Regions from separate parts of the Homo sapiens genome. Here region 1 is linked to region 2. A link is an interaction called in ENCODE POLR2A ChIA-PET data of the cell type or tissue named here. Cell type or tissue: OCI-LY7. All regions are shown on one strand. Each heading gives the region's core, and the rest is flanking DNA. Links, peaks and the distances in the headings are about the cores only.

Region 1 (2,925 bases), core at 148-2,647, 160 kb before region 2:
TATTCTTAATAATTCCAAAAAAACTTATTCCCAGGAAGAGGCTAAGCCAGTGAAAGACTTGTTGCCATAGATACTTAAGGATGGTGTTTGTATGTCCTGTTCCACCAGTATCCCACAAATTTGTGGGGGCCTGCCAGTTCCAGACCCATTAATTCATGACACCAGGCTCTCCTGAGATTGGACTTTCCCAGGACAAACCAGGCAACCACAGTTGAAACAACAAAAACTCCTATGAATGGAGCTTCTTATTTAAGACAAACTCCCCTAAGAGATTGGTACATTCAGAACAAAACATGTGCTGCTTAAAATCTTATGTGCCTCAGCTTTCCAGCCATTTTCATATGTGACTTGAAAATGAGGACTGTGATGGTTATAAGTATTTATTCCTTATTTTGGTGTTTTTATTTAATAATTTAATTTTACATAAAATTTAATAATTTAATATTTTAATTTAATTTTACCTCTGTCATTCCCTTATCATCTAACATGACTTGTTAATAATTAACTTGATATTATATTTAAGTTACAAAATATAAAACAGGGAGTATGAACCAGGAAGAAGAAAATGAACATCACCCAAAGGCACAAAAGGGACTCTACACCCTCTTCTGGGAAAATAATTAGTTTGTTATGTAGGATTATTATATCATTTTTGATGGAAGTAGGTCTTTTGTTATTGTTTTTATTTGGAGATTAAGTGTGGTTCAAGGAAGCTTATTTGAGGTCAAAGTTGCCAAGAATGGACTGTGGTAGCTTTATAATGTGTCAGCTTGGTTAGGTTTAACTACATTTCACAGAATTTATCATTTTATTTCTGGTGAGGTTGAGCCACATGTATACTCTTTATACCAATTGCATTATTTCTCCACTGTTGTAACTCAATCATTAATGTATCTACGGTTGATAGAATAAAGGACCAAAAAATATACTTATTCTAATTCCTAGAATCTATGATACGGTATATTACATGGCAAAGGGAAGTTAAGGTTACAGATAGAATTAAGATTACTAATCAGATGACCTTAAATAGGGAGATTAGGATTATCTGGGTGGGCCCAATGTTATCTCAAGGTCCTGAAAAGTGAAAGTAGGAGACAGTGTCAGAGTGATTTCATGCGAGAAAGAATTGACTAGTCATTGCTGGCTTTGATGAAAGGGGGCTACAGTCAAGAAATAGAAGAGCCTCTAGAAGCTGGAAAAAGCAAGAAAATGGATTCTGCCCTAAAACCTCCAGGAAGGAACATAGCCTTACCTACATCTTGATTTTAGTCCAGTTAGCCTGGTTTCAGACTTCTGACATACAGACCTATAAGAAAATAAATTTTTGTTTTTGTAAGCTGCTAAATTTGTGCAAATTTGTGATGCAGCAATAGTAACCTAATGCAGTAACCTTTTATTGGCCTTCCTCCATTCGGTGCCTTCAACTACTCACTTTCTTACTATTTTTATTGGGTCATTTTCCAAATAAACAACTGTACTTAAATCATTGTCTCAGTTCTGCTTTTAAGAAATTCAAATGAAGACAGTCTTTCTCCACAACAAATTCTACTGGTATGACCAAGGGTATGTAAAAATAGGATATAATCTGTACAGTGATTAGGAGATATGGATAGATATTATTAGTAACAGGCCAAAAAGGCAGCGTGCAAATTGGCTTAGATTGAGGGAAGTGAAAACTATCTCATATTTCAATAAGATTAGTTGCAAGAAAAGGAAGTAAGCAGAACTAGGAAATCTCCACCTCTGAGAAGGAAGGGCTGGTAAAAAAAAAAAAAAAAAAGGGCCTTCGGGACAAAGTAGATGTGATGAAAGTCAAAGCACACTAGAAATCACACCAAAATTCCTCAGAAAAGTCAGCTACATGGAGAATTCACTCTCAGCTTTCTCTTGGTGCAAGCAAAAGAAAGTGAAAATGTCATTATACTGGATTTCTATATATGTGAATCTGACAGAAGCAGTATATTGGGCTCTTACAACATAATCATAAAAATTAAAATGAAATAATTCAAAGAAGAAACAGCTCCTTTTCTATTAAGTTGTCCTCTTACTAGCTGTATTAGAGTCAGGGTTCTCCTGAGAAACAGAACAGAGTGTGTGTGTGTGTGTGTGCATGTGTGTGTGTATGTGTCTTGGGAGAGGGAGGGAGATTTTTAAGGATTTGGCTCTCATGATTGTTGTAGCTTGGTGTCTTAGTTCACTTTGCTAAACAAAAATCCCATAAACCGTGTAGCTTTTAAACAACATAAATTTATTACTCACAGTTCTTTAGTCTGGAAAGTACACAATCAAGGTACCAGCAGATTCAGTGCCTAGAGCAGATCCTTTTCCTTGCTCACAGGTGGTGCCTTCTCACTGTGTCCTCACATGATGGAAGGGGCAAGAGAGCTCTCAGGCCTCTTTATAAGGGCACTAATTCAAATCATCTGGGCTCTACTCTCATGACCTGATCACCTCCTAAAGGCCCTGCTTCCTAATATAATCATCTTGAAGGTTAGGATTTTGACATATGAATTGGGAGGAGGGGGTTCACAAACATTCAGACCATAGCACATGGTAAATATAAAGCCTGATAGAATAGACCAACAGACTGGACATACAGAGAAGAGTTGCAGTTTGATTCCAAAAGTGCTCTCTGCTGGCAGAACTCTTTCTTGCTTAGAGGAAGTCAGTCTTTTTTCTAGTAAGGCCTTCAATTGATTGGATAAGGCCCACCAACATTATGGAGGGTAATTTGCTTTACTCACAGCCCACCAATTTAGATGTTAATCTTGTCCACAAAACACCTTTGTAGAAACATCTAGAATAATGTTTGACCAAGTATCTGAGCACCATGGCCCAGCCAAGTTGACACATAAAATTAACCATCACGCTAGTTCCCAGGCTTCTTCCTAGAAAGGAATATCTTCATGGGAAAATGTGGTTCTG
Region 2 (2,925 bases), core at 258-2,757:
GAAAAACTGGAATCTTCTCACTTGAAAGTTTCCTAAACTTTGCCTCATATATCTCTTCCTGTGGCTAATTTTAATCTGTATTCCTTTACTCTAATAAATTATATTTGTGAGTATATAGCTTTCAGTGAGTACTTTGAGTTCTTTCAACAAGTTGCTGAACATGAGGGTGTTTCTGGGTATCCCAAACTTGCAATTGGTTTTAGACATGAGGGTGGTGTTGGGGGTCCCCAGACTTGCAGTTGGTGCCAGAAGTGAGGGTGGTCTTGGGAATTTCTGAACTCTGCAGACACCATGCCAAATGTCTTCAGAATTAACATGCAAAATTAATCAGATTATGCCATAAATAGCAATAATTTCTGGCAAACCCTGATTAACTACATTATCACTTCCTATGGGTATTGTGTTACTAAAAAAATTTCTTGCTCTAATATGAATTTTTCATAGCAGAGTGTCCACAGTCTTACAGAAACATATTATGAAACTAGCTTTTAACTAAAATAATGACTCTTAGACTTTTCTTTCTCAACAGTTTTCCTTGTAATTGGGGATGGATTCCGGCAAAGAACAATGATGTTAGGGTATAATTCAATTATAGTTAATTGTGTAGCCAGAGACGCATGTATTATGGCAGCTGTTAGATAATGGAATCTCATTTGCCTTCCTGTACTTTCTCCATTTAAATACTGATACATAAAAACCATGAAGAGGCATGTAAATTTGCAACAACACTGGAACTTAATAACTTCCGGACTCTAGAAGGAACAAATAATCAAACAAAACAGTTTGAGAAATTAAACAGGTTGGGTCTAAGTCAAGAAAACAGGAGCATCTCTAGGCTTTCCAAAAGGAGGAATTTAATACAGGGAATTGGTGGCATAGGTGATGGAAGAACAGAGAAGAAAAATACAGTACAGTGAGACAACTCAGAGGTTGGCAGTATGAAGAAGCTGCTTTCATTCCTAAGAAGGGGTGAGCATTGGAATCAAGGAGGAATCTGCAAGGTGGGAGTGGATGGAAATGTCTGCTAAAATATGGGATACTGAAAGAAGTGAAGCTATGAAGGAGCCACAGCTGCTGCCAAAGCACTGCCTGAGGAACAGAAAGGGGGAAAGAAATACCGTGGCTTCTCATTTCCCTCAAATTCCTATCTGCTATGAGTATCTCTCTTTGGCAGAAACCAGGTAGAAGCCAGCTAACATGGAAATGTGGGGAGAATGGCCTGTAATGGTCTACTCCCTACAATATGAAGCAGAACAGGGCAAAGGTGAAGACTAGAACTAAAGAAAATAGGCAAATGAGCAGCATGTTACTAGAGGCTAAGGCACACTCTAACTTGTGAACCTAAACACTGAAAATATAAAAAGAAGAAAGTTGGAAAAATATCCACTAATTGCCACTAGGTATCCACCAGTATATCTCAAAGACATACCCCACCAGAAACAAGGTAGCACCACTATGGACTTGCATACAAGTTTGCTAGGGCTGTTGTTCCACCCCGTATAGTGCCTCTTAAAAAAATAAATTGAAGACTTTAAGTTCCTAGAAATGCAACATAAGCAGTGCTCAAATATCAAAACAGTGGTAAATTACCTTCTGCAACTTAAGCTATCAGAGAAATCACAGAAATCTTAAGCTATCAGAGATGCAGCAGGGCTATGCATGCGAGAAACTATAGGGTTTTATGCACTGTTAGTAAAATAAATAAATACATATACATACATGAATACACAAAGAAACACACACACACACACAAATCCTAAAATGCCTCTACTTATTCAGGAATAAGTTAAGCTTCATAACGTAAATTCAAAGAAGCAGGAGAAAAACACTTCTTGGTTAGTAGAAGTGCAATGAATTAATGATTTCCAGGCTTAACATACTTGAGTAGAAGCTATGTATATTCACTGTAATTTCAGCTAAATATCACAGAATGGGGTGCTCTTAGCACTCAATTGGACAGTGGGAAGGGAAAGAGGAGCTACACTGGGCTTGGATTAATATCTTTTCATTTACTAATAAGCGAAAATAAACCAAATAAAATGGATCCTTAAAAAATGATGTGATTAGATAAGGGGAAGGTGAGCATTAACTTGAAGGTAGAGGAAATAATCCTACTTTTTTAGAGCTGTGCTACATGTTACAAAAGACAACTCTAGGAAAAAAGCATTGGTTGTTCTTAAGGAAAATAAAGAAAATATAGATTGTAAGAAGAAAGAGGTTGAGATGAGAGGAAACTTAGCTGATATGACAAAGAATTTGATAAGATACAGGCTCAGATGAGGAAGGAAGTCGCTGAGAAAGAGAAAAACAGCAAAAGATATAAAAATGTAATAATAAAATTGAAATTCAGAACCCAATCGAAAAAGAATAGATTTAACACTGCAGGAAATTAATCAGTGATGAGGAGAACAAATTAAGAAGCATTCACTGAAGATAGAAAAAAATAGACAAGAGACAATATCAAAGAAAGAGAAGAAGATAGATTTGAAGACAAGAGTGTAGAGACTTGCTTTCTCAAAGAAAATTCACATTCCTGAAGAAGAAAGAAAAGAAATGGTACAGTAATTGGTGGTACAAGAAAAGAAAATGGTCTTCAATTGCTGAATATAAAACATGATTAATGGATAGAAATTCATGTCTGACATATTCTAGTGCAAGTTTTAAATTTTGAGAAAAAGGAAAATTGCATCTAAGTAGACAAAACAGGTTAACTAAAAAAGAATAAGAATATGACCAGCCTCATATTTTTCCTGCACCATTATATTCCAGAGAGCAAATAACTGTATCCAGGTAATTTTGAGGGGACAAAGTTGGAAAGATAAAAATTTTTTCTTTAGGTGAATTTGCTATTTGTAGTAGATGCTATGGATCTCCCATTATAGGACTCATTCTTCTACCTGCTGGGAGTGCTGGCTACTGAGAGCT

Evidence for each region. ChIA-PET counts read pairs that join two places held together with the same protein. Peaks named below come from ENCODE experiments on the same cell type or tissue, not always from the same donor. Only the 100,000 strongest peaks of a DNase experiment are listed, where the experiment ranks them.
Region 1: POLR2A ChIA-PET joins it to region 2 with 5 read pairs; 5 of 35 experiments call an interaction of 5 or more read pairs at or near these places.

The regions. Positions count from the first base shown.
Region 1 is chrX:42,953,989-42,956,913 of GRCh38, forward strand. No RefSeq gene overlaps it. Among named protein-coding and RNA genes, the nearest start is that of PPP1R2C, 180 kb to the left of the region's middle. In OCI-LY7, for the core only: no CTCF peak of the experiment used is centred there; a DNase peak (open chromatin) is centred at 1,463; H3K4me3 peaks cover 1,090 bases; H3K27ac peaks cover 2,463 bases.
Region 2 is chrX:43,109,305-43,112,229 of GRCh38, forward strand. No RefSeq gene overlaps it. Among named protein-coding and RNA genes, the nearest start is that of PINCR, 66 kb to the right of the region's middle. In OCI-LY7, for the core only: no CTCF peak of the experiment used is centred there; no DNase peak of the experiment used is centred there.